2 separate regions of the Homo sapiens genome follow, and region 1 is linked to region 2. The links are chromatin loops, found by intact Hi-C in ENCODE. Cell type or tissue: GM12878. All regions are shown on one strand. Links, peaks and the distances in the headings refer to the core of each region. The heading gives the core; the rest is flanking DNA. Region 1 overlaps INPP5D (inositol polyphosphate-5-phosphatase D). Region 2 overlaps INPP5D (inositol polyphosphate-5-phosphatase D).

Evidence for each region. A loop is a pair of places that touch in the nucleus more often than their neighbours do. Peaks named below come from ENCODE experiments on the same cell type or tissue, not always from the same donor. Only the 100,000 strongest peaks of a DNase experiment are listed, where the experiment ranks them.
Region 1: it touches region 2 in a loop (2.6-fold over the local background); 1 of 110 quality-filtered maps calls a loop at or near these places.

What each region holds. Positions count from the first base shown.
Region 1 is chr2:233,092,822-233,108,433 of GRCh38, reverse strand. All of the region lies in intron 2 of INPP5D (inositol polyphosphate-5-phosphatase D), which reads right to left. Among named protein-coding and RNA genes, the nearest start is that of INPP5D, 40 kb to the right of the region's middle. RefSeq lists enhancers at 22-521, 522-1,023. In GM12878, for the core only: no CTCF peak of the experiment used is centred there; DNase peaks (open chromatin) are centred at 7,613 and 8,063; H3K4me3 peaks cover 1,317 bases; H3K27ac peaks cover 2,192 bases.
Region 2 is chr2:233,192,681-233,208,292 of GRCh38, reverse strand. INPP5D (inositol polyphosphate-5-phosphatase D) reads right to left here. Exons shown (of 27, transcript NM_001017915.3): 23 at 14,332-14,481; 24 at 12,798-12,894; 25 at 9,917-10,198; 26 at 3,576-4,167; 27 at 390-1,587. The coding sequence ends at 1,585. It also overlaps the pseudogene RN7SL32P. Among named protein-coding and RNA genes, the nearest start is that of ATG16L1, 51 kb to the left of the region's middle. In GM12878, for the core only: no CTCF peak of the experiment used is centred there; a DNase peak (open chromatin) is centred at 5,602; H3K27ac peaks cover 2,447 bases.

The sequences.
Region 1 (15,612 bases), core at 6,232-8,731, 100 kb after region 2:
GTGCAGGTGGGTTTGATATCTTCAGCTTACAGATGGGGAAACTGAGTCTTAGAGAGGTTGAGCAGCTTGCCTGAGCGGTCAGAGATGCTGTCAGAAGAGCAGCATCCCAGGGGACATTTCCAGATGAGAGAGATGAGAAAGGGGTTGGAGGTGGTGGGTGGGGGATCCCCGGACTCTCTAGCTGGATGATAGTGAGATCCCGGAGGAGGACAGGCACAGAGCCAGGGGGCTGCCAGCCCAGGGCAGAGAAGGCAGTCAGAGACGCTGTGGCAGACGCAAGCCACTCGGGCTCAGTGGGTGGGTAGGGTGGTGTGAAACCTGGCATTTGGGGCGTCTACCTCCTGGAGGACAGGAGGTCCGCCCCCTGGGGCTATGGTGGACTGAGAGGTGGGAGGGGGGAAACTGGCACTGGCTATCTCTGGGCAAGGTCCAGCCGCCACTGGCCTCTCCCAGGCATGGTCCCAAACCACATGTCTGGAGACTTGAAAAGGGTAAAAGCCAATGCCAGTCTCGGTCAGAATCTCAGTGTGCAGAAGGGAGTGCCGTGGCAGCGCTGGGGAAGAGGCCCAAGCTTAAGGGAAGGAAAGCGAAGACTGAGCCCAAGCACCCACCCTGTCTCCAACCACCCGCCAGCTGGGGCCAGCAGGGACATCATGACTCCCACCCCAGACACCCGGTTCTTCCCAGCTCCCCGGCAAGCACCAGGTTGTAACCCCTCCCCCAGGCCCTTGCTGTCCAGGGCTGGGGGGCCCTGGCACTAGTGGAGCTGGGTTCTATCTTCTCCCAACTACTTCATTCCAACCAGCCCCAACTTCCTGAAGCTAGGTTCTTCGACATTCCTCTCGCCTTGTTTTGGGCAGACTTCCCAGAATCACCTGGCATGGGCTTTGCCCCACTCCCCAGCAGTCTCTGCACTCCCTTCTAAATCACCCCTTTCTCTGAGTTCATAGCCAACACCCTCTTTGCTGTGAAAGACCTGAGCCTGTTGCCTCAGACAACTGCCTTTGAGCACTGGAGCCACCTTGCCCATGGGGAGATCTAGGAGAAACCTGGGAGGTCTACATTCCCTGTGCCCACCCAAGATAGCCAATGGGGGCCTGGAGTACACATGTAAAAGCCCAGTTTCTTGCCTCCCTGCAGGACAAACTTGGAGGTGTAATTTACACTCCACAGCTCCTTGTGGAATCAGGCCATCCTCCCCAGGCTGGGTCCCTGCCTACCCCCTGCCTACCCACCAGCAGCCCTGCCTACCGCACCCTCTGCTGGGGAAACCCTCATGCCAGGTCAACTCTCAGACATGGGCATCCACTTAGGCCTTATCCCCCATGAGCTGGGATTCCCACTGGGATGTTGAGATCATCAGGTCCCCAAATCTCTGCCATTCACTCCCTAGTATCTGTGCCATGGGAGTCAGGCCCATGCTTTCCTTGAAGATTCAAGCAGCTTAGAAAGTGCTTTGAACCCCTCACATCAAAGGAGCTCAGGATGGAGGGCTGGAAAATTGACAGCTTTGGCTGATACTGAAATGACAGCTCTGAAGTCTCTGTTAATGTCACCAGGATCAGAGCAAGGGGACAAGGATGACAATGCTCTCCATCAGCAGGTGCTCTGGGTATTTGGATGGTGGAACCCTCATCTGGGAAACTCAGGTCCACAATTAAGAATCCAGGACAGGATGCGTCCTTGATCACTAGAGTCACAGCTGACAGCTAGAAACTGTGCCTCATACCTGGCATCACAGTGAGCTTTTCAGTTCACTATGGGAAAGGTTTCTGCACTTTCTCCAAGAGCTTAGGTGCACTGGAGAAGCCCAGAGGAGGAGGAGGGGTGCTGTGGCAGAAGGGCCCTTCCCTGCTGCAGGGCTTTGCAGCCACGTCCTTGTAGCACCTTGCACTAGAGCGTGATGAATCTGTGTCTCTGCCCCACTGATGTTGGGCTTGGCCACATGACTCTGGCCAAGCCAGTGCAATGTGGGCAAAAGCACCAGTTCTGAGCTGAGGGCTTTAAGGGCACATTGAGTTTCTACTCGCCCTCCTGGGCCCCTGCAATCTGCCATAAGAAAGGATGGCCAGGAAAACTCCAGCCCTTCAGCCTGGCCCAGGAATGAGGATGTTAGGCACAGACCTGGACATGATTAGAAACCTGGAGTCCAGCCTGGTTCAGCTGAGTCCAAGACAGCCCAACTAGATTAGCCAACCACAGCAGACCTGCAGACCCAGGAGTGGAAAGTCAATGTTTGCTGTCATTAAGTATTGAGATTTGAGGCTGTTTGTTATGCAGCAAACACTGACAGATACAAGTGTGGTGGGAAAAATAAACTTTCCCCCGGGGTCTTCCTCTTATTGAAACTTCATGACATACTTATCTTCATTAACCCATGGGGAAGCTGAGGCTGCGAGAGATAAGGCAACTTGTCCAATGTCACACAACTTGTTTTATCATCAGTATCTGCCAATAGGGACAAATCGTCAAGTTCCACATGCTCATTCCCATAGCGACTGCTCTCTGACCTCCCAGTGGCCACTGTCCCTTCATCTCATCCCCTGTGCAGGCCTTCGGGCCTCTTTGGACCCCACCATCTCTCCAACAAGCCAGAACCCCACTGTGGCCCCCCAGAGCCACTCTCTCCCTGGCACCCTCCACTTGCTGGCAGCCTGTCCTCCTGTGGCCCCTGTCCTCGAAGCTACTCGTCAAGATCCGCCCCACGATCACCTGCTGCCCTGGGCAGGGCTGAAGGAAAGCAGAGCTGGTGGTGCAGCAGCCAGCAGGCGGCCCGCTTGCGGTCACTACCCTCTTACCCTTCCCTTCCCCTCTGGCTCTCTTCCCCCCGGCTCAGCCCCCGGCATCAGGGACCAACACAGACCCAGGCCCTGCCCACAGTCCAGCAAAGGAGCAAGACACAGAACCATAAACAACTAAGAAAATATGACCAGGTGCAGAGGCTTGTGAAGAGAGGACAGTAGCTTGGGAGGGTGCTCCGGGAGACTCAGCCTGGTGGATCAGGGAAGGATTCACCAAAGAAGCTACTCTGCAGCTGAGATGCTCCTACTTCAGGTGAATAGGAGGTGGTGGGGCAAAGAGACAGGGAGCACCCTGGCGGGCGAAGGGAGCGGCACTGGCAAAGCACAGGTGTAGATAGAAATGACGGTTTCCAACCATAGCCAGGTTCTTACAGAGAGCGCAGCTGCTGTCCTACCCAGTTCCCTGGGACCCACTGACCGCCCCCCTGCTCCCATCCCCACTTCTGGGGGCTCTGTTGCTTTGCTGCCAAAGACCTAAGCCTGGTGCCTCAGACGACTGCCCTTGGGCACTGGAACCACCTCACCTATGGGGAAATCCAGGAGAAACCCGGGAGGTCCACATTCCCTATCCCTACCCAAGACAGCCAATGGGGGCCTGGAGTACATGTGCAAAAGCCCAGTTTCTTGCCTCCCTGTGGGACAAATTTGGAGGTGCAATTTATACTCCACAGCTCCTGTGAGATCAGGCCAGAGGTGAGACTTCACCTGAAACCACACCTGGTTTCCCCCTCTTCCCTGTCCTTTGTCCCCCACTCCCTTACTGGTTTCTCCTGGGAGCCCTTCTTTCATGAATTACTGGTACCAAGGCCTAGGATCTGCTTCTGGAAGAACCTGACCTATGGCGGTCAGCTCTCAAAATCAATCCTTGCACTTGTCCATCTCAAGCCTGTCCTCAACAGCTGACCAAACGATTCACCGTCAAGTCCTCAACTCAAGCCTCTCAGCACTGGGAAAGAATTTGGACCCCCCAACTTTATAGAAGAGCTGATCAGACATGAAAACCTTAGCTTCCTCTTCCTCTTCCTCCCCAACCATGGCCCATGAGGACCACGACCATCCCTCCCTGAGCCTACCCCCCATGGCTTCAGCACACTTCCGACCTCACCTTCTGTTTGCCCTGATCAGTCCCAAATCCTGCTCTTTAGCAGGGCCTCTGTCCCGTGAGTCCCTGAACCAGCTAGAGGGGATACCAGGGTGCCCTAAGTGTGACCGAGCATGCAAAGAAGCCTCAGCATTGAAGATGAAATGCATTGTGCATTTACCTCAGTGTTGGAAATGAATGAAGAAAAGGATGAATATTTTTTGAGTACTCAAACAGCTTCACTTAAGTTTCTGTTAGTCTTCCTATTTTACAGATAAAGAAATGGGGCAAGGCAGGCAGATCACTTGAGGTTAAGAGTTCAAGACCAGCCTGGCCAACATGGTGAAATCCCATCTCTACTAAAAATACAAAAATTAGCCAGGTGTGGTGGTGCGCACCTGTAATCCCAGCTACTTGAGAGGCTGAGGCAGGAGAATCACTTGAACCTGGGAGGCAGAGGTTGCAGTGAGCCAAGATTACACCACTACACTCCAGCCTGGGCGACAGAGCAAGACTATGTCTCAAAAAAAAAAAAAAAAAAAAAAGGCAGGGCACAGTGGCTCACACCAGTAATCCCAGCACTTTGGGAGGCGGAGGCAGGTGGATCATTTGAGGTCAGGAGTTCGAGACCAGCCTGGCCAACATGGTGAAACCCCATCTCTACTAAAAACACAAAAATAAGCCAGGCATGGTGGTACATGCCTGTAATCCCAGCTACTCGGGAGGCTGAGGCAGGAGAATTGCTTGAACCTGGGAGGTAGAGGTTGCAGTGAGCCGAGATCATGCCACCACACTCCAGCCTGGGCAACACAGCAAGTCTCTGTCTCCAAAAAAAAAAAAAAAAAAAAAGAACTACTTTTCTGAGAGAACACCCTAGCACTGGGCAGATCACCCCCTCGGCAGGCAGCCAGGATACAGAAGGGCCAAGTGACTTGCCCTGGAAGTGGCAGAGGCAGGACTTGAACCCAGATCTCAGGTTCCTTCCTCTAAGTTCTACGCTCCTGGACTCTGAAAGATTGCCGTTCTCCAATCTCTCTGCCTGTGTGTTCTGGTGCCTTTGACATGAGGCAAGCCTGCCTTGAGCTCCATTCCAAGGGCCTAGTTACTGGTGCAAAGCCCTCCCGTCTCTCTCAACATCTGTGCTGGATAGAGAAACCCAGGAACATAGACCAGGACAGCCATTGTGGAGAATAATCAGGTACAATTTAGGCAAATTAAATATGAGCATATGCTATGACCCAGCAACTTCACTCCTGGGCATATACCCCAGGGCTCACTTTGACAACCCACCTATATGGGTTGTCATTCTTTGTGCAGCAGAGATTTGCAGGGAACCTGGATGCCCATCACTGGGACAGTGGACAAGTAGTGTGGTCAAGGCATACATGGGGTGTTTTGCAGCAGCCAGAAGCAAGAGCTTGCTGTGCACGCAGCAGCATGGAAGATCCTTTGGTGAAAAGGGGGAACACAGAATGAAAGCTATGATATGACTTCAGTCAATTTAAAATGCATGCACCCAAGACAACAATAGTGTTTTGTAAGAACATATTCAAATAAAAAGACACCCATTCAAATGGTTTCCTAGGAAGGGGAGTGTTATACAAAGTGCAATATGGGGACAGAAGGGATTAAAACAGTTTGTAAAGTCATGGCTTTGTAGTGAGAAGGCGCTGTGGTTTTTTGGTTGTTTTTTTTTTTTTTTGAGACGGAGTCTTGCTCTGTCGCCCAGGCTGGAGTGCAGTGGCGTGATCTGGGCTCACTGCAAGCTCCGCTTCCCGGGTTCATGCCATTCTCCTGCCTCAGCCTCCCGAGTAGCTGGGACTACAGGCGCCCGCCACCACGTCCAGCTAATTTTTTTTGCATTTTTAGTAGAGACGGGGTTTCACTGTGTTAGCCAGGATGGTCTCGATCTCCTGACCTTGTGATCTGCCCGCCTCGGCCTCTCAAAGTGCTGGGATTACAGGCGTGAGCCACCGAGGCGCTGTGGTTTTGATCACATAGCCTGACTATGAAAGACCGGTTCTTAGCTCTGCTGTGGCTTCTCTGATTTGAGCTGAATTAATTGCCAAAACATTCTGTGCCTCAGTTTCTTCCTCTCATTCTGGCCCATGGGGAAAATCACGAAATGTGAAACTTGGTGTGAGTGAAGCAGGCGAGGTGTGGGACACTAGGGAGAGGCGGGGACTGGGGCCCATGGGGGAAACACCCCTTCAAAGGCAGCAGCTTCCAGTTAGCTCCAGTTACAGCATCATGGGGTAACACAGGCCTTGGGTGCTAGAATTTTAAATTTTTCAGAAGGTAAAAGTCCAGATTCCTAGATGAAATCTCCGATTTTTTAATGTTTGTGACTAAGTTTTAAAACACCATGTCAGCTACGAATGTCAATCTTAGCTCCACGACCAACTGGTTGTGCGATCTAGAGTACAGTATCTAACTCTCTGAGACCAAACCAGTTTCCTTGGCCGTGAATGAAGATTTCAAGACCTACTTGCCCAAGTGGTTTAACGAACTAACAGAGCCCGGGGCGTGGCTCCCAGTCAGTGAGAGCCACGGTCATCATGCAGCACCTGCTCTGCTAACTGTGCTAATGGACCAGCAACTCCCATTTCTCAGATAAATAAACTGAAGCTCAGAAGAATGGGCAGTTTGACCCTGATCACACAGTCAAGGAAGCAGACCAGGCAGGTAGAAAAAACATCCTTCCCAAACCTGATCACAAGGAAGAGGTAAAACTGATTAACTTATAAATAAGTTAATATAATATAATGTAATTATAAATATAATATAAATAAATATAATTTATAATAAATAAATATATTTATATTATATATAATATATATTATTTATATAATATGCAATTACTACTTATATAATATGTAATATATAATATCTATTATATGTTATATATTTAATAATAATATAATATATAATTATATATTATAATTATTTAATAATTAATTGATTTTAATAATGTTATATGACATATATGTCATTATTAATTATAATATAATATATGATATATCATTATTAATTTATAAAATAACTTATAAATAAGAGTTTGGGGATTAAAAGAGCTCTAAATAAAAAGAAGTGATTATTAATCTGTCTGACTCCTAACAGGTGTGACAGGAGTCTCTAATAAAGACGTCTACAGTCCTAGAGGCAGGCAGACCTCGCCAGGACTTGGCAGATGTGAGCTGATAACACACATGCCCATGGGGTGCTGGCACTGGCTCCTACAGGCTCAAATCCCAGTTTTCCAGGAACCCCAAGAGCTGGTTGTGAATGCAGCCACTCTGGTGGGAGCTGTGGTTAGAGTGTCTCCACGGTAGAAATAGGCAAACACTACAAATCACGGGCTTGTTTTCTTCCCTGGAGAACTGGTTGTCCAAGGTTTACCATGGCATGTGGTCCAGTGACATTGACCCTTTTGGCAAAATCATCCCTTCAGTCCCCAGAGACCAGACCTCCTGATACACCCGCCTTCCCTTCTGCATGGCCCCCATCTCCAGAAAGCAAGTTTGGATCAGGAAGAAATGCAGTTAGCACAAGATGGTGAATGACTCGTTGGGGGCACACGGAGGGGATTACCGTTCAGTGAGGAACACTGAAAGATGGCAAAGGGCCAGACCACGACAGGAAGCTTCCGCCTTCTTTGAGGGGTAGGTGAGATTGTCTGAAACCAAGAAATGCCAGAAAGGGACAGTAACAGTGTTCTGGGTGGCAAGTGCAGTGACAAAAGTGAGCCCTCCAGCTCCCCAGTGGGGCCCACCCTGCCCTCTGGGGAAAGGAGGCTCTAACAGGAGCAGACAGGTCACACCTGCAAAGGAACTGAAAGTCACTGCTCTGAGGAACTGGGACCAAACCCCAAGGCAGAAAACAGGCTGTGACGACCCCAGCTTCCGTAGAACCAAGCCTCATCCCAGGGAAGAGAGAGAGCTCTGGGTGAGCGAGCTCAACCGGGGGTGCCCATGAGTCCATGGGGGATGCTGAGAGGAGAGAGCCAGGACACCTGAGGGCAGGCCAGGGGGAATTCTGATTGTCACCGGGAGTAACGTGGGCTGTTTTGGAGTTTACAGTGTAGTGAGCTTGACGTCCACCCCAGGCAAGAGGCTAGATGAGATTACTAACAGCATGATCTGTGAGGAGAGGCAAAGCAGGTGCTGGGCCTGGGAACCAGCAGGAGGTCACTGGGAACACACCAAGTCAACTAAACCTGTTTACCAGTGTGTGGTTGCTGGCCTCACAAGTTGGGTAATTAGTTGCGTCTGATGAATATCATAGCTCAGTGGCCTACAGCAGTCAGGCGGGTGATGTAAATGAGTGGAACAGGCTGCGAGTGAGGCGACAGGGCGAGGTGGGGATGGTGACACATCAAAGAGAACTGCCCCATTGAAAGGGAATGCTTCCACTCTGATATGGTTTGACTGTGTCCCCACCCAAATCTCATCTTGAATTGTAACTCCCACAATTCCCACGTGTCGTGGGAGGAACCCGGTGGGAGGTGATTGAATTATGGCGGCTCTGTTCTCGTGATAGTGAATGGGTCTCATGAGATCTGATGGCTTTAGAAATGGGAGTTTGACTGCACAAGCTCATTCTTCTCTTGTCTGCCACATGAGATGTGCCCTTCACCTTCCGCCATGATTGTAAGGCCTCCCCAGCCACGTGGAACTGTGAGTCCATTAAACCTCTTTCTTTTGTAAGTTGCCCAGTCTTAGGTATGTCTTTATCAGCTGCGTGAAAACAGACTAATACACGCCCCACCCCAGCTACATCACTGTGGAATAATCAAGGGTATCAGATCTTCAGATTTTTCAAGGAAAGCTGAAAATCCAGATTATTATGTAGAAATCTCTGAATTTTTAAAAATGCTTGTAACTGGTTCATAATTTTTAAAAATATGGGTTGGGTGAACAGAACACTAAATCCAACATAGGGGCCACCAGATTGTGATCTTTAATCTGATATCTATAGGTTTCCATAAAGCATTTTATGGGGTTCATTTGTGATTTTGTTGTTGTTGAAGAGCACAGGGAGAGAGATGGGCCTGGCTGAGGCCACACCAGTGTCAGTCCAGACATAGGCGTCTGTGCTGTTGGTTCCTCCTTTCATTCACATCAGCAATTCAGATAAGGATCCAGGAGGCAGGCCTTCCAATGTGGGGCTGCCATCCAGCTAGGAGGATGGCACACATGCCAGGTGCTAGAGCCAGGATGAAGCTGACCTCAATGGTCTGGAGTAACGGGCTGGTGTAGCCATGGGAAGTTTAGGACAAAACAATCTAAAGTTCCAAGTCTCGGCTGGGCACGGTGGCTCACACGTGTGATCCCAGCACTTTGGGAGGCCAAGGTGGGTGAATCACCTGAGGTCAGGAGTTCGAGACCAGCCTGGCCAACATAGCAAAACCTCGCCTCTACTATAAATACAAAAATTAGCCAGACATGGTGACGCACACTTATAATCCCAACTACTCCGGAGGCTGAGGCAGAAGAATTGCTTGAACAAGGAGGCGGACGTTGCAGTGAGCCAAGATCGCACCACTGCCCTCCAGCCTGGACGACAGAGTGAGACTCTGTCTCAAAAATAAATAAATAAATAAATAAATAAATAAAAATAAAGTTCCAAATCTAGCTTAGCAGGAGCACATGTGAAAAAGACGATGGCATTTTAGTCGATGGCAAATACATTGTGAAGCTGGATCGCTGAATGGGCGCCCCCTGGTGCCACTGTCTGTGAGACTGCACTCGTGGAGGGGCGCCCGGTGGGAGGGTCAGTCCACTCTGCAGGCCTTGGGTTCTGAGACCCCCATTAGGAAGGACAGGCACCAGGTTGAGTGTGTCATGGGAGGTGGATCTGGGATGGCCTGGGGTTAAGAGGGGCGTGCGGAATGGCTGAAGTAACCCAGAGGGTTTGGCCTGAAGAAACCTCAAGAGAGACCTGCCTGGTTTTTCAAACAGTTGAGGCTTCCATGTATCTCCTGAGGGGAGAACCGGGATCCAGGAGTGGATTTTATAGGAGGCCGATTTCTGCTCTATTCAAGGAACACGTTAAAGAAGACCAGAACTATCTAGAGATATACAGGTTGTGGCCTGAGAGTTTCCTGGTGTCTGGCCCTGACCACGCCTCCAGCACCACGTCTCACCAAAGAGGAGCCTCGCAGTGGGTTGAGCTGGCTCAGAAGACCCTGTGGCTCACCACTGGCTAAGTTTTCCAGCTCCTATCCACGGTGCTGGTCCCATTTGGGCACCATTCGGTGAGTGCCCATCTCCCAGCACTCCTGTTGCACTCCTTGTCTTTGACTTGCATCCTCCTCCTGGAGCAGAAACATCCTTGGAAATCGGAAGTGAGACAACCAAGGCCGGGTGCAGTGGCTCATCCCTGTGATCCCAGCACTTTGGGAGGCTGAGGCAGGTGGATCACTTAAGGTCACGAGTTCGAAATCAGCCTGGCCAACATGGTGAAACCCTGTATTTTAAATCTACTTAAAATACAAAATTTAGCCAGGCATGGTGGCGCATGCCTGTCATCCCAGCTACTCAGGAGGCTGAGGTGGGAGAATTGCTCGAACCTGGGAGGTGCAGGTTGCAGTGACCGAGATCGCGCCACTGCACTCCAGCCTAGGCGACAGAGTGAGACTCTGTCTCAAAAAAAAAAAAAGAAATGAGACAACCAAAAGCACCATGCCACTGATCTGCAGCATTGCACGGCGGGTCCCAGCCAGCACAAAACAGATCAGAACAACTCCCCTGTCCCTAAATGAGTTGCATTGGAAGGAACAGACTGTCTGCCATTATTTGCACAAAACAAGATCATTTACCTAGGGAAGCCAAAAGAATAAATTCAGAAACTATTAAAATGAATAAGAGAATTCAGACAGATATTTAAGAGTACCCTACCGAAACTATCACTTTCCTAGATACCCACAAAACCTAACCAGAAAATGTCATGATGGAAAAGGAAGATTCTGTTTGCAAAGGTAATTAAAGCTACATCACACTCAGTAACAGAGCAGGTTTAAGAACTATATGGAGAAAGCAGAAAAAAGATATAAAAGAAAAGCTGAATAAATGGAGAGAGAAACCATGATCTCAAATTGAAGGACTTGATGTTATAAGAACATAAGTTATTTATAAATTAACCTATTAATTACATGTAATTGCACAAAATTCTAACTGGGATTTTTTCAGAGAACTTGACAAGCTGATTTTAAAAATCACCTGGAAAAGAAAATGCATGGCAAGCAAGGACTAATGAGAATAATAAATGGGAACTTAGTCTGCCAGATAAGGAAACACACAAGAAAGCCACCTCGATTAAACCTATGCAGCTGGGTCAAGAGTAGATTAATCTATCAATGGAACAGGAGGAGGCGTTTCAAATCAGATTAGGACTATGGGGGAAATTAGCACATGATATAATGGCATTGTGAATCAATGGGAAAAGGATGGGCTATTTAATACGGTGTTGGCTATCCATTTGGACGGTGAAGTTATAGTCCCTATTTTATACCAAACATAAAAATAAATAAAGAGCTAAACATAAAAACACATTAAAAATTGTTAGAAGAAAATAGCATTTTCCCTAAATAAATAATATTGGGATGGGTGATTCACAAAACTCAGAATCCGTAAATGAAAACATTTGACTACCTAATGGTTTTAAACTTCCACATGACAAAACGCACCATAAACAATGTTTAAAAACATTGCAGGCTGGAGAAAATATTTTCATATAACTTACCCCCAAAATTAATATACAAAACATATAAAGGGTTTTTAAAATCGGAAATATTTTTAAAAAGGAAAAAATGGAAAAAGAATATAAATAGGCAATTGACAGGAAAAGAAACACAAATGGTGAATGCATATATGAAAATAGGCTCAGTGTCATTTCTTTTGAGATGGGATCTCGCTCTGTCACCCAGGCTGGAGTGCAGTGGTGTGATCTCGGCTCGCTGCAACCTCCGCCTCCCAGGTTCAAGTGATTCTCCTGCCTCAGCCTCCTGAGTAGCTGGGGTTACAGGCATGCGCCACCACGCCTGGCTAATTTTTGTATTTTTAGTAGAGTTGGCATTTCACCATGTTGGCCAGGCTGGTCTCGAACTTCTGACCTCTGGTGATCCGCCCAGCTCTGCCTTCCAAAGTGCTGGGATTATAGGCATGAACCACCACGCCTGGGTCATTAGTGTCATTTCTAATGAGAGAAATGCAAAATAAAATATTGCGATCACATATTTCACTCATTGTCTGCTGAAAATTACAGGCACTGGTAATGTCCAGAATTGAGATGTGTGAGCATCATGAGGACCAAGAGACACTGGGTGAGAAGGTCACTCGGAAGAGCCCCGGGCAAAGCAGTTTGGCAGTATTTTACAATCATATACGCATTCCTTCAACCCAGTAATAGTTTTTCTTGGAGAAAGCTTGTATGCACAGTCACAAGCAAGCCTTGCTTATTGTAGCATCTGTCTTTTGTAGTGAGAACAACAAAAAAGAAAATCATCTATGTATCCATCCATTATCGTTCAACTGTTAAAAAGCACAAAAGATGCATGAATGAACTTGGATCCATCTCACGGACAGATTGCTAAGGGAAGAAAGCAAATCGCAGAACAGTGTATACGGTATTATCCTATTTACAAAAACAAATATAAATATATAAAACATTTGAAAACAGTATCTGAGAAACTGTCAACAGTGGGACTAGGGTGGGGGATTTGCAGGACATTAGGGTTACCAATAGGAGAAGGGGATCTCTATTTCCTATGTATTTCCTTTGGTACTGTTTTAATTTTTTTTTGACCAAGCTGAGATATAACTTTTAAATGTAAAAAAAAAATTATTTTAAAAGTTCTATCTCCATTTTGGGAAGCCAAGGTGGGAGGATTGCTTGAGCCCAGGAGTTGTTTTTTTTTTTTTTTTTTTTTTTTTTTTGAGACAGTTTCAATCTTGTTGCCTAGGCTGGAGTCCAGTGGCTCGGTTCACTGCGACCTCTGCCTCCCAGGTTCAGGCGATTCTCCTGCCTCAGCCTCCCAAGTAGCTGGGATTACAGGTGCCCACCACCACCCCCTCCAGCTAATTTTTGTATTTTTAGTAGAGATGGGGTTTTACCACGTTGGCCAGGCTGGTCTCGAACTCCTGAGCTCAGGTGATCCACCCGCCTCGGTCTCCCAAAGTGCTGGGATTACAGGCGTGGGCCACTGCGCCTGGCCAAGCCCAGAAGTTTAAGAACAGCCTGGGCAACACAGTGAGATCCTATCTCTAAAATACAAGTTCTATCTCAACACTCTTATGTATGTGCAATCTTGTGTATATAATCTATCCCTTAAACAAAAACCAAAAACTATCCTACAACAATATCACCCTGCAACTTTTTTATTAATGTTTGAAATCTTTCCAACTCATTACACACAGCTCTACTTTAATTTTTTAAGCAGCTGCATAGTCTTCCATTGGCTGGACCACAGTGTATTTAAGCAGTTCCCTCTTCATCATGGTTAGGTTGAATGCTAACCTAGGCAACATGAGGTTGTTTGTTAGGATTCTTCTTTGACCCCTATTTGAAATAATGCTGCAGTGGGTGTCCTCGTATATATATCTTTGTCCATGTGACTTGTTGGACAAATTAGGGGTGGGAGAACATTCCTCACTGCACCCAGACATTACGGATGTTGATAGACATTGGCAATTTGCCCTCCAGAGCATTTGTCGGCATTTGCACTCCCTCCCGTGGTGAGTGAGACTGACTGCCATTCCCCCAACCCACACATGGTCTTCAAACCCTAATGTGCATCAGGATCACCTGGGGATCTTGTTCAAACGCTGATTCTGAATTCCCGGGTCTGGGACCTGATTGTCCACATTTCTAACAAGCTTCCAGGTGATGCTGATCTGCTGGCCTGTGGACCAGACTCTGAGCAGCAAGGTTCTAGAGCAATGATGCCCAGTGAAAATGTAATGTGAGCCTTATATACAATTTTAAATTTTCCAGCAGCCAGATTTTAGAATTTTTTTTTTTTTTTTTTTTTTTTTTTTTTGGGATGGAGTCTTGCTCTATTGCCCAAGCTGGAGTGCAGTGGGGCAATCTCAGCTCACTGCAACCTCTACCTGCCGGGATCAAGCATTTCTCCTGCCTCACCCTCCGGAGTAGCTGGGACTACAGGCATGCACCACTAAGCCCGGCTAATTTTTGTAATTTTAGTAGAGACGGGGTTTCACCATGTTGGTCAGTCTGGTCTCGAACTCCTGACCTCAAGTGATCTGCCTGCCTTGGCCTCCCAAAGTGCTGGGATTACAAGCATGAGCCACCATACCCAGCCTGGGAGTTTTTAAACATCGGGATAAAATCAATTTGATGAATGTATTTTATTTAACCCAATATATCCAAAATATTAAGATTTCAATGTGCAATAAAATTATCATGAGATATAGGACATTCTCTTTTTTGGGGGGGGAGGGGGTGTATTCTAAGTGCTCTGTGACCCCATGTGGCCTGTGGCTGCAGCACTGGCCAGCACAGCTGTAGAGAATCTCTTGGGCTCTACCAGGCAGGGGACCACGGCAACATCTGTTTCTCAGACTCCAGGGAGAAGCACAGGGAAAACGGGCCAGGAGGCAGAAGAAGGGTGCTCAGGAGGCATGCATAGCGTGTTCTTCTGCCAAGGGAGTGTGGCCTGAAGCCACCACTGGGCAGGTGGCAGGAGAGAGCCAGTGGTGGGACCAGCTCTGGACGTCATCACATTATTATTGACAAATTTTTGCAAATCTTTTCACCCCAAAATTGAAGACTGTCCATCTCTACCATCTCTAACAAATGCCTCATTGAACACTTGATGAGCTTAACATAAAGTCTTTTTTTTTTTTTTTTGGAGACAGTGTCTCACTCTGTCGCCCAGACTGGAGTGTGCAGTGACGTGATCTCAGCTCACTGCAACCTCAGCCTCCCAAGTTCAAGCGATTCTCATGCCTTAGCCTCCTGAGTAGCTGGGATTATAGGCAACTCGCCACCATGCCTGGCTAATTTTTGAATTAGACAGAGACAGAGTTTCACCATGTTGGCCAGGCTGGTCTTGAACTCCTGACCTCAAATGATCTGCCTGCCTCAGCCTCCCAAAGTGCTGAAATTACAGGCATGAGCCACTGCACCTGGCCTTACCATAAAGTCTTGAAGACCATTTTTAAGATGTCAAATATATTCCAGACTCTAAAGTTACATTTTAGAGAAACATATCTACACTGATAGTTTCCCAAGAAGGAAGGCTTATTTCCATGTCAGGGGATTTTACTTCTGTTTTGTATTTTCAATTTGAACTTCCTCACCCTCACTACTGCCCTAAGAGAAAAAGCAGAAATTATCAATATTAATCTGCCGTAATCCTTCTCTGTCCAAAAAAAGAAAAGAAAGATTAGACAAGAGAGGAATGCAGTGGCCCATCAGACCACGTGAAGGAGACCCTGACTTCACAAAGCCCTCAGGTTGAAGTCTGCTTATTGTTCCATTTCTCTCAAGACACATTCTTTAATTTCTCTTTCTGTTTCTTCCTGGGTAACCATTTTTATCTTAGAGTCAAGATTCTTTCACCCATGCCTTTTTCATCCAGCGGAAATCTACTAAGCCCTGTCAGGGGCAACGTGTCAGGTGGGGCTGAGGAATGAAGATGGCTGTAGGGGTGCTGGGGGCTGGGGTGGGAGCACCCCTGGCTACGTGGGAGCCACTGACAGTGATGGG
Region 2 (15,612 bases), core at 4,552-7,051:
TCCCTGACCTGGGAACCCATGACCTGGGGAGTGTTGACGTGTTTTTTTTGTCACTGCAGCTTAAGTGGTGAAAACTTATAAAAGCTGGGAGGAACTTGTGGGCTGCAGGACAGCAGGTTTGGAGGGGATGCTCGTGGCCTCTGGGTGGCCGCAGGGTGCTTGGAGTGCCAGGAAGATGTGTGGGTGGAAGGAAGGAAGGGGTGCGGTTTACTCCTGTTCCTAGTCCAGGACCAGCTTCAAACTGGCTCTATGGTGTCCCATCTGGTCAGGGCAACACCATCCATCACCACCATGAACCCTTAACTGCCTCAGTTGTGCCCTGTGCAGGCCCTGCCATCTAGAAGGATATCTATGGCTCCGAATGTCAGGAAAAACGCCACACACACAGCTGAGTGAGAAAGGCACAATTTATTGGTTACGCAGACTTCCATCATGGGAATGTGGGGTGCATTCCCTTCTGCATTCACACACACCACTGGATTTAGCTCCCTACATTAATTCTGCTATGTTGAAAAAGCAACATAAGGAAAGACATCACCCATCTATTCTCCTAATAACCAAGGAAGCAGAGCTGAAAGCCACAGAGATAGGAAGAAAAGGCTGCACTATTTCAAGAGCCTGGAACCAAGAGGCCCACCCTCCCTGGCAGCCAGGCTGGAGAGCACGGCTTTCGGGAGCAACAGCAAAGACTCTTCTACCAGCACGATGGAATACATGTTGGGGGGCTTGGCTTAACTGTGGCTGGTGATGGCTGCCCACCTCGAGGAGGGCACAGGGAACCTGGCACAGGCCTTGGCATCTCTAGCCCAAGCTGAGGCCAGATCTCTCCACTGGAGAATAGGAGCTGATTTCCTGCTCCTTCCAACCAAAGAACTGAGAAGCCAGGTAGATCCCTGCTCTCAGCCTAGCCATGCCGGAACCCGCGGGACTTTAGCTAAAGCAGCTTGTGTCACTGAAGCTGGACAGAACAGGCTTCTTGTACCCTAAACAAGCTACCCAGACTCTTCAGCTCCTTAAGGCCGAGCCCTTGTCTCACTCCAGGAGGGCACTGGGCTTCTTAATGCTTTCACCCCTCCGAACACACACCGTTTTAAACTGGTGGGTTTGGGCACGTGGTTTTAGGTGGCTAGAGCCTCAGCTCTCGAGGTCATCCTGATATGACGAATGTTCGTAAAGCACTTAGCACAGCACTTGGCACATCATGAGTGTTCGATCCATGTGGCCATTATTATTATTAATATTATTATTATCTATATCTCCACCCTCAAATCGGCGCTGCAGTTCCTTTCTTCAGAATGGCGCCCTCAACGAGGCACTGGGGTCCCAAGTACCAAGAGCGAGCTGGGGACCCAGACTGTTTGTTGCCCGTCTGGTGTGCGTTTTTCTTCCAGCCTCAGCACTTGGTGCTAAGTCTCACAGGCAGTGAACTCTGTGGGCCACACAGAAGCTAGGCCCTTTCCTGAAAACACAAAGCCTTGCATAGGAAGCTGGGCAGGAGGAGCCAGCAGGAGGTCCCGGGAGAGGGTCCAGTGGCTTCACGCCGTTCCTCTGGGCTCCCGACTCAGTGGCAGCTCACTGAGGGCTTCACTGTGGGACAAGAACAGAAGGGCTGTCAGGGCTCATTCTCACCAGGCCATGTTGAACTAAGTGGCCCAGGTCCCTGCATGCTGTGGGCTAGGCCAGGCTTCCTTTAACGTGTAGCTGAGAAGAGCCAGCACTCACTGCTCTAAGTACTTTACCTGCTTATTTAAAAAAATTGTTTTTTAGAAATGGGGTCTTACTCTGTTGCCTAGTCTGGAGTGCAGTGGTGCAATCATAGCTCACTGCAGCCTTGAATTCTTGGGTTCCAGCTAGCCTCATGCCTCAGCCTCCCCAGTAGCTGGGACTACAGGTGCATGGCACCACACCCAGGTACGTACCATATATATATATAAAATATATACACATATGTAATATGTATAGTATATATATATGAAATGATATGTAATGGATATCAATGTAAATACATAAATATAAATATATAATTTCTATATAGATGATAATACATGGTAATAATACATAATAGCCTACAATGCAATTCTCCTTCTAAGTCTATGAGGTAGGTACTATTAACAGCCCCTTTTTACAGATGGGTAAACTGAGGCTCAAGGCACAGAGCCAGGAGGTGGGAGGGCTGGGATTCAAATCCAACATAGCCTGACTGTTCTCTTTTTTGAGATGGAGTCTCACTCTGTCGCCCAGGCTGGAGTGCAGTGTTGCGATCTCGGTTCACTGCAACCTCCGCCTCCTGGGTTCAAGCAATTCTCCTGTCTCAGCCTCCCGAGTAGTTGGGATTACAGGTGCACACCACAATGCCCAGCTAATTTTTGTATTTTTAATAGAGACAGGGTTTCACCATATTGGTTAGGCTGGTCTTGAACTCCTGACCTCAGGTGATCCATCCACCTCGGCCTCCCAAAATGCTGGGATTACAGTCATGAGCCACCACGCCCGGCCTGGAGTCTGTTCTTAATCACTGTTAGTTTTGCTCAAAAAATTTTTTATTTTACATGAAGGAGAGGGAAAGTGTGCTGAATTCTCCAAAATATTGGGAAATTTTCAAGTATGAATGCGACTTAATAATAACAATGAGGCTGGGTGCAGTGGCTCATGCCTGTAATCCCAGAACTTTGGGAGGCCCAGGCAGGCAGATCACCTGAGGTCAGGAGTTCGAGACCAGCCTGGCCAACATGGTGAAATCCCATCTCTACTAAAAATACAAAAATTAGCCAGGCATGGTGGCAGGTGCCTGTAATCCCAGCCACTCGGGAGGCTGAGACAGGAGAATCGCTTGAACCCAGGAGGCGCAGGTTGCAGTGAGCCGAGATCACACCACTGGACTCTAGCCTGGGCAACAAAGAGTGAAACTCCGTTGTTGTTGTTTTTTAATTTTTTTTTTTTTTTTTTTTTGAGACGGAGTCTTGCTTTGTCACCAGGCTGGAGTGCAGTGGCGCAATCTCGGCTCACCACAACCTCTGCCTCCCAGGTTCAAGCGATTCCCCTGCCTCAGCCTCCCAAGCAGCTGGGACTACAGGCGTGCGCCACCATGCCCGGGTAATTTTTTGTATTTTAGTAGAGACGGGGTTTCACCATGTTGGCCAGGATGGTCTCGATCTCCTGACCTCGTGATCCACTGTGCCTGGCGAAACTCAGTTGCAAAACAAATTTATAATAACAATGAGATATAAATGATTTAGGCTCCTTTTCTTTATGGAATCTTCTTCCTCTGGGACTGACACTAGACTAAGTTTATCCACAGCCCCGCCTTTCTTCCTTTTAACAACTGCTGCAGAGGCAATGCAGGGTCAGGGATGTGTGGGACAGGCAGACCTGGGTTCAAATCCTGACTCTCCCTTCTCATGGAGCAGTTCCCAGGACCATCACTCGCATGTGTGCACATGCATGCGTTCACACATGCACGCACATATGCATGCGTGCACACACACATGCACACACATATGCATAGGTACACACATACGCACTCACGCATGCACACACACACAAATGCACACGAACCCACGTGTGGCGCAGCGCACCTGCATGGCAGTCCTGCCTAGAGGCCCTGGTGGCCCCTCCTCCGGCCGGTGCTTGCCGTGATGCGGGAGCTCGGTGTTGTCGCGGTAGTCGCGGCCCTTGGAGTGCTGGAGGTGCAGCACCGCCGGGCTCTTGACTGGCAGCGGCGGCCGCGGCGTCGGGGTGGGCGGGGTCTGCTGGTTGATTTCCGATCTGGAAGGCTTGATGGGCCTCTTGGCCGGCACCGGGGCCTGGGAGCTGACCGGGGTCTTGGGCTTCCCTTGGCTCTTGTCCCCGCCGGCCGCCCTGCCCTCGGCAGAGGATGAGCACGTGAAGGAGCGCAGCCGGGGCGCGGGCACCTGCTTGCCGGGCCCCTCGCCGCGATCAGCCTCCTGGGCTTTGGTGAGCACGATGCTGGGCGACAAGATGCCGGGTTCCGGGCAGGGCGGGGGTTCCTTCCGCGGCATTTTGGGGGATTCCTGGTCCTTCCTGGGAGCAGGCTTAGGGAAGGAACTCAGGGACCCATACAGGGGGTTCTCAAACATCTCGGGCTTCGTCAGCGGCAGGTCCTCCTGAGGCAGCGTGTCCCCTGCGTTCTTCCCCAGGTCACTGGGCCTAGAGCCAGGGACAGAGCAGGGAAGACACATGTCCAGGGGAGAAGACATGGGAGCATGGCTGCTTAATGGCTCTGGGTCTTTCTTTGGGGTGATACAAATGTTTCTGAACTAGATAGAGACATGTAACATTGCAAATTTACTGAATGGCACCAAATTGTTTTGTCTTGTTTTGTTTTAGAGACAGAGTCTCGCTCTGTCACCCAGGCTGGAGTGCAGTGGTGCGGTCATGGCTCACTGCTGCCTCAACCTCTTGGGCTCAAGCAGTCCTTCCCCTCAGCCTCCCAAGTAGCTGAGACTACTTGGGAGTAGCTGGGAGTAGCTAGGAGTAGCTGGACATTGCTGGGAGTAGCAATGCCTCCAGGCCTGGCTAATTTTTTAGTTTTGTTTTATTCTGTAGAGATGGGGAGTCTCACTATATTGCCCAGGCTGGTCTTGAACTCTTCGCTTCAAGCAGTCCTCTCACTTTGGCCTCCCAAAGTGCTGGGATTATGGGCATAAGCCACTGTGCCCAGCCTAGCAAACTGTTCATTTTGAAATGGTTAATTTTATGTTAAGTGAATTTCACCTCAAGTGAAAAAAAGGAAGAGGAAACAGTACTGTGTTCATCATACGTTGTCCTCAAAGACAGCCTCAGTTCTGGCCTGGGACCTTTTCCACTATAAAACCTGTTCACATCAGAGCATCTGTGAGCAAGGGGCATGGCACTGGAGGATTTGTGGGAGAAATGAAGTGAGAACTTACATGGCACCTCAGTATCAACCCCTCATCCTCATCAGATGAGCCTGCTCTCCACAGCCCCTTCCCACCTCCCCAGTCAACAGGCCTCCTTTCCCGGTTCCTCCCATCCCCACCCCGCAGCCTCTCCTCTGACTCCAGCAATTCTGCTCCGACCCAGCATTTGCATGACCGCTCAGGAAGGCGATCACACCTCCTCCTCAGGAACCACTTGTGCTACTTGAGGGTGAAAGCTCAAGAGGCTCCATCTACCAAACTCATGTGTGAGACACTTTCCCAGGCACAGCAACACAGCCACAAACAAGGACAGAATCTGAGCTCAGGGGGCCCGACATCCCGGTTAACACAGTGTCCTTCCCAGCCACATGAAGTCCTCTCCCTGGAAGCCTCTCCTAACTCACAGTGGAAGGAACACGTGGTGGCTGTGGTGCAAGTCAGAGGGAACTTGGACACTTGCGAGTACTGGGGAAGCCAAGGCCAGTAGCTAGAAGAAAGGCCCACTCAACTCATGGGCAGGGGAAGCTCCTGTGTTGTGACCCAAAGTAGGCAAGTGCTGCCTTTGCTTGTTTGTGTTCTGATTTATCACTGCTCTGACTGGAGGTGATTTCCTGCTGAGCAAACTATGAGAACGAGAAATGGGAACACATTTTACTTCCTGACTAGCAGCAGAATCTCCCAGGGGAGTGTTCTGGGTTCTGCTTTCTACAGAAAAGGAAGCTATCGTGAAGAAATTGTGGATCGCTGGGAACCCACTGAGCTGTTGAGGCTGTTGCGCCTGTTACTGATGGGATGTGCACTGAGAAGCTGCTCACAGGCACTCAACAGTGACTCTGGGGAGCAGGTGTGGGCTCAGGGGACAAAGGCGGGATGTCGTCCTCACACAGGTGCCGGTGAGAAGCCATGGAGCTCCAGGGAGGCTGGCCTCCGGGACACACCAAAGGGAGCCTGACTGTGCACCTGGGGGTGTTGCCCATTAATTTTTGGAAACACCTTAGAGCAGGTGCATACATAGAAATGCTGGGGCCTCAAACAAGGACTTTGGAAAGGGCCCCCTCCATGTTCAGCCCTCTTCTGACCCCCGTGTGGACCCTCAAAGGCCGTTGCTGTGAGTTAGCCAAGGGAAGAGGGCACAGGAGGGTGCAACTGGCATGGTCACAAGTTTTCAGATGAAGGAGCAAGAAGTCCTGACCTCTGACCACCCTCTCTCAGGGGCTGAGATGGGAGGAGGGGGCTGACTTCAGAGAACTGGGGGCAGGACCAGGAAGAGCCCTGGGTGCAAGCCCTTTTGTGATTCTAAAGCTCACTCCTCTGGGAAAAGAGCAGTGAGATAGAGACCAGGGAAGCCTTCCCTCTAAGAGGAGGCTTCTGTTGCACTTAGAGAGGGGAAGCTTGGTGGGGCGGGCGGGGAAGACTGGGGAAAACCATGAAAAACTCAAAAGTAAGTCTTATTCCCCTGACCAAAGGTAACAAGAAATTGACTCCTATAGCAGGCCACAGTTGTTGAATAAGGGAACCGATATCTAGGGGACGAGTTGATTCCTGCAGCAAATGACTGTACTTCTCAGATTCAGGAGACGAGTCTCATCTCCAAAGCAGCTAAGCACTGGCCAGGGGCTGAGAAGAGTCCCCTTCCTAATTGCACAGCTTCGATCTGGGGTCACCAGTTGTCCTTGCTTACGCAGGACTGAAGGGTTTCCTGAGATGTGGGACTTTCAGTGCTAAAACTGGGACAGTACTTGGCAAACCGGGAAGGTCAGTCCCTGCACTTGGGTCTGGGTGATGGTGGGGAAACACTGATGGTGCTTGGAACACCCCCTTCCACAGCCTTTGCTCTGGCTGAGCCTGGGACCTGGAGCAGCGGAAAGGGATGAGGCAGGTGTGCGAGCTGCAGGGCTCCAGGCTCCAAGCGCCTCCTTGGTGAGCAGTGAGTTAGAAGCGTACCCTGGGGGCCCCTTGCCCGTGGATGGCAGCCTGTCTGCAGCTGTCACCATGGGGCTGTGGGGAGCATGCTCCCACCAAGCTGTGTGCTCGTTGTTATGCACCAAGATCCATTCGCTTTGGGAGCTGAAAAGCATTCACTTACACAAATAATCATGCTCCTTTTTCTTTCTGGTTGCTTAGAGCTCCATTTCCTGGGGTCTCCAAAGAGGTGGCCACACAGGCACCTTGATACCCACTGAATAGTGCCTTTTGTCCTCATATTTCCAGGGCAGGAAACTGAGGCTGTTTCTCCTCCCTCCAAGTTTCTTAGGGAATGACCAGGGTCTGACACCCTATCAACAAACTCTGTACAGAGGCAGAGAGAGAGACAGCTGAGCTGAGCTTCAGGGCTATCCTGTCCTGTCCTTTTCTCTCTCTCTTCCTGACTTCCTCTCATCTATTTATTTATTTATTTATTTATTTATTTATTTATTTATTTATTTATTTTGAGATGGAGTCTTGCTCTGTCACCCAGGCTAAAGTGCAGTGGCATGACCTCAGCTCACTGCAACCTCCGCCTCCCGGGTTCAAGCGATTCTCGTGTCTCAGAGACTCCTGAGTAGCTGGGATTACAGGTGTGGGCCACTACGCCTGGCTGATTTTTGTATTTTTAGTAGAGATGGGGTTTCACCGTGTTGGTCAGGCTGGTCTCAAACTCCTGACCTCAAGTGATCTGCCCACCTTGGCTTCCCAAAGTGCTGGGATTACAGGCGTGAGCCACCGCGCCTGGCCTATCCGTTTCTTAGAGCATATCTCGCATATTTTGAGAAATGAGACTGTCAACAGCTTCTCCATCCAGAGGAAGACCCTGCCAGGTCAGGCCTGGGAAGGGTGGAACTGGAGGGAGCTGGAGGACAGTGTGATGGAGAACACACCGCTGCTGGCTCTGCCCCATGTGGCGGACAGCACGCAAGTCCTCATGGAAAAAGGATGAAGAAAAAACCAGTGTTAGAGGAAGAGAGGCTGAGAGTGAACCCCTGAGGTTATGATAAGCCAGCAAAGAGCCTCAAGGGAAGACAGTGCTCAAGCTATCTTGCCCATCTTAAATCGTTGGTAATTGGGCCTGCACTTTCACGTCTGTCTGTCATCCTGTGGCTACTAGAAACATGTAGAGCTCCCCACTTGTGTATCCACGAGGTACCCATGGTTGGCTCTGCTCTGTTCCAGCAGCACCAGAGAGCGTCTGTGCCTTTGGGAAGTGCTGACCCTGTTCCTCGGCTGCGTAGCCCGGTCTCCTATCTGGCTTCCATTCTTCTGCCTGAACCAGTTCTAGACTCAGATCAGTTTTCTCCACCGTCCGGGGCTTCCCCAGAGTTTCAGGGCCGGGCCTCCTCTCTCTGCAGGCTGGCTGCCCTGCCTTTTACATCCCTAGTTCCAGTTTCTAACTAAGTGTCCCCTACAGGAGAGACTAGGAAGCTGCTTATAGAATGGGGAACCTCATGGTCGAGAAAAAAGAGGGGAACTGGAGGGTGCGAGCAGGCTCTACATGGAAACTCCCACCCTGTTCCACAGGGCCCTCTAGGGAGCGGGAGATGCCCAAAGGTTAACTAGCTCTAGAAACATTTTTTTTCTTTTCTTTTGAGATGGAGTCTCGCTTTGTCGCCCAGGCTGGAGTGCAGTGGTGTGATCTCAGCTCACTGCAACCTCTGCGTCCCGGGTTCAAGTGATTCTCCTGCCTCAGCCTCCCGAGTAGCTGGGACTACAGGTGCGTGCCAGCACATCTAGCTAATTTTTTGTATTTTTAGTAGAGATGGGGTTTTACTATGTTAGCCAGGATGGTCTTGATCTCCTGACCTCGAGATCTGTCTGCCTCGGCCTCCCAAAGTGTTGGGATTACAGGCGTGAACCACCGCACCTGGCCATTTTTTTTTTTGAGACGGAGTCTCACTCTGTCACCCAGGCTGGAGTGCACTGGTGCAATCTTGGCTCACTGCAACCTCTGCCTCCTAGGTTCAAGCGATTCTCCTGCCTCAGCCTCTTGAGTAGCTGGGATTACAGGCGTGCACCACCACACCTGGCATTTTTATGGAGTCTCGTTCTGTCGCCCAGGCTGGGGTGCAGTGGTGCAATCTTGGCTCACTGCAACCTCTGCCTCCTGGGTTCAAGCGATTCTCCTGCCTCAGCCTCTTGAGTAGCTGGGATTACAGGCATGCACCACCACACCTGGCATTTTTATGGAGTCTCGTTCTGTTGCCCAGGCTGGAGTGCAGTGGTGCAATCTTGGCTCACTGCAACCTCTGCCTCCTGGGCTCAAGCGATTCTCCTGCCTCAGCTAGGATTACAGGTGTGAGCCACCATGCCTGGCTAATTTTTGTATTTTCAGTAGAGACGGGGTTTCACCACGTTGGCCAGGCTGGACTCGAACTCTTAACCTCAAGTGATCCACCCACCTCAGCCTCCCAAAGTGCTGGGATTACAGGCGTGAGCCACCGTGCCCGGCCGAAATTTGTTGTTTTTTGAGACGGAGTTTCAGTCTTGTTGCCCAGGCTGGAGTGCAGTGGCGCAATCTCGGCGCACCGCAACCTCCACCTCCTGGGTTCAAGCAATTCTCCTGCCTCAGCCTCCTGAGTAGCTGGGATTACAGGCATGCACCACCACCCCTGGCTAATTTTGTATTTTTAGTAGAGATGGGGTTTTTCCATGTTGGTCAGGCTGGTCTCGAACTCCCGATCTCAGGTGATCCACCCGCTTTGGCCTCCCAAAGTGCTGGGATTACAGGCGTGAGCCACCATGCCCGGCCCAAAACATGTTTTTTGATATGTATATAGTTTTTATAGGAGGTTCCTTTTCTTGGCAATATCTTTACAAATTTTTACCCTTTAAAAAGCAATCGAGTTGCACTAACAGGTTAGGACATGGAAGACTCCACATACATGTCAGGGGCCTGCTGTGTTCAGGCCCCAGGGATAAGTCATGAGCCAAGTGGACACAAATTGTGGCCCTTATGAGGCTTCCATTCTAGGGTGAAAGCCCAAAGCCCAGGGCGCTTTCATAAGGAGGGAGGGAGCCGTCTTAATGAAGAGGATGCTCACCTTGACTCCTGTGTCCTGGGAGGGAGACCCCGGTTTGCTGTTGAGGGTAAAAACTTCTTGGGTGATATGGGCGGCTGGCCGGGAGGTGTCGGAGGACTTTCTCCCCTGCAGGGCCCCAGCGGGGAGTCCTTGGGCGGCTGGTCGTAGCTCCAGGCTGTGGGCTGCTGGTCAGGGGACAAGGTCTGCTTCACGTGCAGGGGCATTGGTGGCCCAAAGGGCCCCACTCCCATGTAGTTGGGGTTGATGATTTCAGTGATGCTGGAGCCACTGCACGGAGGGGCCCTGCAGGGAGGACATGGAGTCACATCTCAGGGGTCCCTTCCCTTCTCGGGGTCAGCACCAGCCCAAGGAAAGTGTCCTCTGATAACCCTAGGGCTCTCTCGAGCTCTCCTCAACTCCTTCACCTCTTGGGCAGTGATCCATTCATTCATTCATCTATCCATGCAACACCGTGATTACTGAGGGCCTCGTAAGCACCTGGCCCCAGGCCGGGAGGAGGGAATATGGCTGTGAGTGAGGCAGCCATGGTCTCTGTTCTTATGGAACTCACTTTTGATGGGAGAGAAAAACAAGCTCAGTGACACAGAGACACGGTATTGATGTAGTGCTGAAGTCTGAGAATAACAAGGGGCAGAGATGGGGACTAGTGAAGTGTTGGGACCAACTGGGCATTGGGTGACCCCAGGAGGCCCCATCTGAGGAGGTGGTCTTTCATCTGAGATAAGAAGATAAGCAGATAAGAGAGAAAGAAGGGGAGACTGTTCTCGGCAGTGGCAAGAGTACATGCAAAGGCCTCCAGGTGAGAGGGGTTTGGCCTGTTCCTGGACGGTCCGAAGGCTGGTGAGCAGGTGCAGAGGATGGAATGAGAAGCTGGCAAGGCTGGCAGGGCAGAGAGATGGTGGGGGGGTAGCCTGGGTGGCAGGAAGGAGGGGATTTTCAGGGCAGACTCCAGCAGGGGTTCCTCTGGAACACATCAGCTCACACATTTGTGTGTGCAGCGTCAGCATAGAGACAGCCATGTGCATATTTAGAAAAATGAGTGTGAGGTCACAGAGATCAAGGTTGGAGCCTGGAATTGGGGGCAATCAGCTTAAAGCTATGGAGGGGATGGCCCAGACCCAGGCAAGGTGGCCCCAACAGACACACTGCACGCTGCCACTGTGTCAGGCACCGGCCTCCTGAGAACTGAGTTCTGAGCGTATAGGCTGTCAGGGACACTCCACAGCTCCCATGTGCTCTGCCAGCCTGGTTCCGAGCTGTACCTTGTTCCCATCCACCACTGCCTGCTTCAGAAATAAATGCTCGTTCTCATGCTAGTCAAAATGGAAAAGAATTTGTTTCCCTACACTGATCCTGATTCTGGAACACAGTAGACACTTCAGAGCCAGGATGCATTTGCTGATGGGATTATCATGGGAGGGAAAGAGGGAAAGGGGATGCTTGTGTGCCCACGGCTGTGAACATCGGAAGCTGGAAGTGGATCAGGGAATGTGCTAGAGATGAGAATTCCTGTGTACAGCGGGGGTGGCTGGGGTGAGGGCAAGGGTTGGTGGGGATGAGTTGTGGGGAAGGGAGGGAGGAGAGGAACAAGCTATGTCTGCTGCTGGCATGGTTCTGCCTCCTCGGCTGGTGAGCCGGCAAAGAGACCAGAACTTGATTCTGGATCTCGGAGACCACATCGGTGAGTTAGGGCAGCCCTGCTACCAAGGACGTCTGTATTCTGGTAATACAGACTTTAACATCTGTACTATTCTCAGTTCAGTCTCTGCCAAGAGCAACCAGTGTGCATTTTCCCCCAGTGATTTTTCTTGCTAGTGGATAGGGTGGGGTTTGGTGGCCACAGATCCCATGATTGCTGGTGTCCTCTGTCCCACAGGAGACACAGCCACCATTTGTAGACTTGGAATCTCTCCATTCTCTCCGCAGTCACTTCTTCATGCACTAGGCCGCAAGTTCCTAAGTCAGGGACTGCACTGAATTTGCCTTGATTTCTCTAGAACTGGACACATCACAGGGACTCAACAAATGTTAGCTGAGTCAAACTGAACTTTCCGTCACATTAGAATTTCCCCAGCTTTGTCACAGTCACATCAACCTCTCCAGCGGTCAACAGACTCGCAGAGGAGGCAGGAGAGCACCTCTCCTGGGCTGGAGCTTCTTTCTCCTGTGTCCTGGGTTTCTCTGTGCTTCAGTTCACCTTCTCACAGGCCCTGGGTTTGCAGAGCCATGCTAGTGTTTTGTTTTGTTTTTTTTGAGACAAGGTCTTACTCTGTCGCCTAAGCTGGAGTGCAGTGACACAATCACAGCTCACTGCAGCCTCAGCCTTTTGGGCTGAAGCAATCCTTCCATCTCAGCCTCCTAAGTAGTTAGGACTACTACACCCAGCTAAGTATTATTATTATTTTTGAGACAGAGTCTCGGTCTGTTGCCCAGGCTGGAGTACAGTGGTGAAATCTCGGCTCACTGCAATCTCTGCCTCCTGGGTTCGAGCAATTCTTGTGCCTCAGCCCTCCAGAGTAGCTGGGATTAGAGGCGTGTGCCACCACCACGCCCAGCTAATTTTTGTATTTTTAGTAGAGATGGGGTTTTACCATGTCGGCCAGCCTGGTCTCAAACTCCTGACCTCAAGCAATCCACCGGCCTTGGCCTCCCAAAGTGCTGCGATTACAGGCATGAACCACCACATTTTTTTTGTAGAGACAGGGTCTCGATATGTTGCTCAGGCTGGTCTCAAACTCCTAGGCTCAAATGATCCTCCAGCCTTGGCCTCCCAAAGTGCCGGGATTATGGGCGTGAACCATCGCACCCGGCCAAACCATGCTAATTTGTCATGAGTCCCTGATATCCACCCCCCCCAACACCCACCCCACGCCCACTTTACCTGCTAGTGACTTCCCACTGCTTCATGGGGTCGTGGCTGGTGAGGCTCTTCAGGGTCTTTGGCCCACTGGATTCATCACGCTCCGTCTTCACAAAGTCTGGAAGGAAAGGGACGGGAAAGAGCATGTGAGGGCCCAGCTTCCAGAGCTTAGGCGAGGGATGGCAAAGGGGTTTCCATTTGCAGGCTGAAGCTGCACAGTGAATAGTGAGTACCTGGAGAGGTGAGTTAAGCAAGATTCTGAGGCCTCCTAAGAGTTCAGTGATTGATTAGTTATGCCTGCAGTGGATCCACAGAGAGGAGAGTTGGGATCCAGAGTTGCCATTTCATGTGACATTTCCAACTTACTGGTCTCAGCAAGAAACAAAACAGGCAAGTATGTTTTGTCAGATTAAAATAAACAGGCCAGGTGTGGTGGCTCATGCCTGTAACCCCAGCACTTTGGGAGGCCGAGGCAGGTGTGTCACTTGAGGTCAGGAGTTCCAAACCAGTCTGGCCAACGTGGTGAAACACTGTCTCTACTAAAAATACAAAAATTAGCCAGTGGTGGGCACCTGTAATCCCAGCTACTCGGGAAGGTGGGGCAGGAGAATTGCTTGAACCTGGGAGGCGGAGGTTGCAGTGATCTGAGATTGTGCCACTGCACTCTAGCCTGGGCTACAGAGTAAGACTGTCTCCAAAAAAGAAAGAAAGAAAAAAAAAGGCTCGGTGCAGTGGTCACGTCTGTAATCCCAGCACTTCAGGAGGCGGAGACAGGTGGATCACTTGAGGTCAGGAGTTCCAGACTAGCCTAGTCAACGTGGTGAAACCCTGTCTCTACTAAAAATATAAAAATTAGCTGGGCATGGTGGTGGGTGCCTATAGTCCCAGCTACTCTGGAGGCTGAAGATGGAAAATCACTTGAACCCCAGAAGTGGAGGTTGCAGTGAGCTGAGATCGTGCCACTGCACTCCAGCCTGAGCCACAGAGTGAGACTCTGTCCCAAAAAAAAAAAAAAAAAAAAAAAAAAAGCAGTTTAGAAGGTACAGAAACCTGGGTGGGCACCATGAGGGCAGGGTTTAGGTACGTACGAGGGCCTGTTTGTATATGGGAGTGGGCACCATGTGGCCGTGTGGGCAAGCAGAGGTCGCCCAAGAAATTCTAAATCTCATCTGCAGCTGTAGCTGTGGCCTTCCCCGGACAGCCTGGAAGGAGCCATTTAACAAGACGTAGGTTCGCTTGGTACACTGGGTCCTTCTTTTAGTGGAGGTGCTAATGGGGGAATGACAAGGCCTAAAGGCTGACAGGTGAGGTTCGGGGCCCTAAAAAATCCACAGGGTCGGGGAGGGTGATCTGGGGGTGCTGGATGTTGGGTTCTGTTGGGACATTTTTGAGTTGAGTGAGGGTTGGGCCAGATTGTCTGAGATCTTTTCCAGTGCTGGATTTCTGCTCTGAGGCCGCAGCAGAGAGCATATTCGACAGCTTTGCTGAGAGAAAGCACGTTCCCGTCCCTAAGTGGGGGGCTGAAGAGGGCGCTGGGGAGGGGCTTGCTGCTTACCATAGAGCTTCTCCCTCGTCTTGCCCTGAGAGGTCTGCAGCTTGATCTCCCCCTGGAAGTGGCCTGTCAACTCCCCATGGTGGGTGAGAGGCGTGTAGATGGGCAGCTGCGTTTCTGTGGCCTCTAACCGAAGGGCAATGCAGCCCTCGCCTGCAGGGAAAGTGGGAGACAGCTGGGTGAAGACCCTGCCTTTTCATGGCAGAAACACCAAACTCTTGGCCGGAGAGTTGGTCCTTTGAAACTATAGCCCAGGCAAGGGTTATTTAATAAATCCGTCAGAACAACACCACAGTACTTTGGGGGCAAATGTCTCAAGTCTTAGAACAAAACGTGGATTAGTTGATGTAAAAAAAATTATATTGTAGAAAATGCAGCAGAAAGACAGAATTAAACACTCATCTGATCGCTGTAGGGAATGAAAACTTCCCAAGATTTGATGCAGCATAAGACATGACAGAACAAAATTGGCGGGCAAGAGGACATGCAAGTTTAAAACTTGCACAGAGAAAAAACCTAAAATAAAAAGGAAACGGATTGGGAACAGTATCTGCAGCTAGCTCCCCAGGCAAGAGGGTACCCTCTCCAGCAGATGCATGAACAGATAATACAGACAGACGTTTCACACAAAAAGAATTGCAGCTGGTTAATTTTAATAAATGGAAAATAGTTCCACTTTCCTAGCCATCAAAAATGCAAACTAAGGAATCATTAAGTTGCTCTTTCACAGACATGAAGTTAGCATAGATAGGAAGCGAGAAAAATAACACCCAATGCACCGGGTGTGGTGGCTCACGCCTGTAATCCCAGCACTTTGGGAGGCCGAGGCGGGCTGATCACTTGAGGTCAGGAGTTCAAGACCAGCCTGGCCAACATGTTGAAACCCCCTCTCTACGAAAAATTACAAAAATTAGCCAGGGGTGGTGGTGCATGCCTGTAATCACAGCTACTCAGGATGCTGAGGCAGGAGAATCTCTTGAATCTGGGAAGCGGAGGTTGCAGCGAGCCAAGATCGTGCCACTGCACTCTGGCCTCCAAAAACAAAAAACAAAACCACCCAATGCCAGCAAGGATCTGGGGAAGCCTATCCGTGGTGAGGTCAGCTGAGACAGCCTTTATGGCAATCAGTTTGGTGTCAAGCGCCAAGAAGCACAAACACTGATTGACACCCTCTGATCCGGCAAACATGGGAACCTGTCCTAATGAGATTACTCAAAGGAATAAAAAATGTAGCTGAAGAATAATAAAAAATGTCCACAAAGAGATTCATCTCAGTGTTACTGA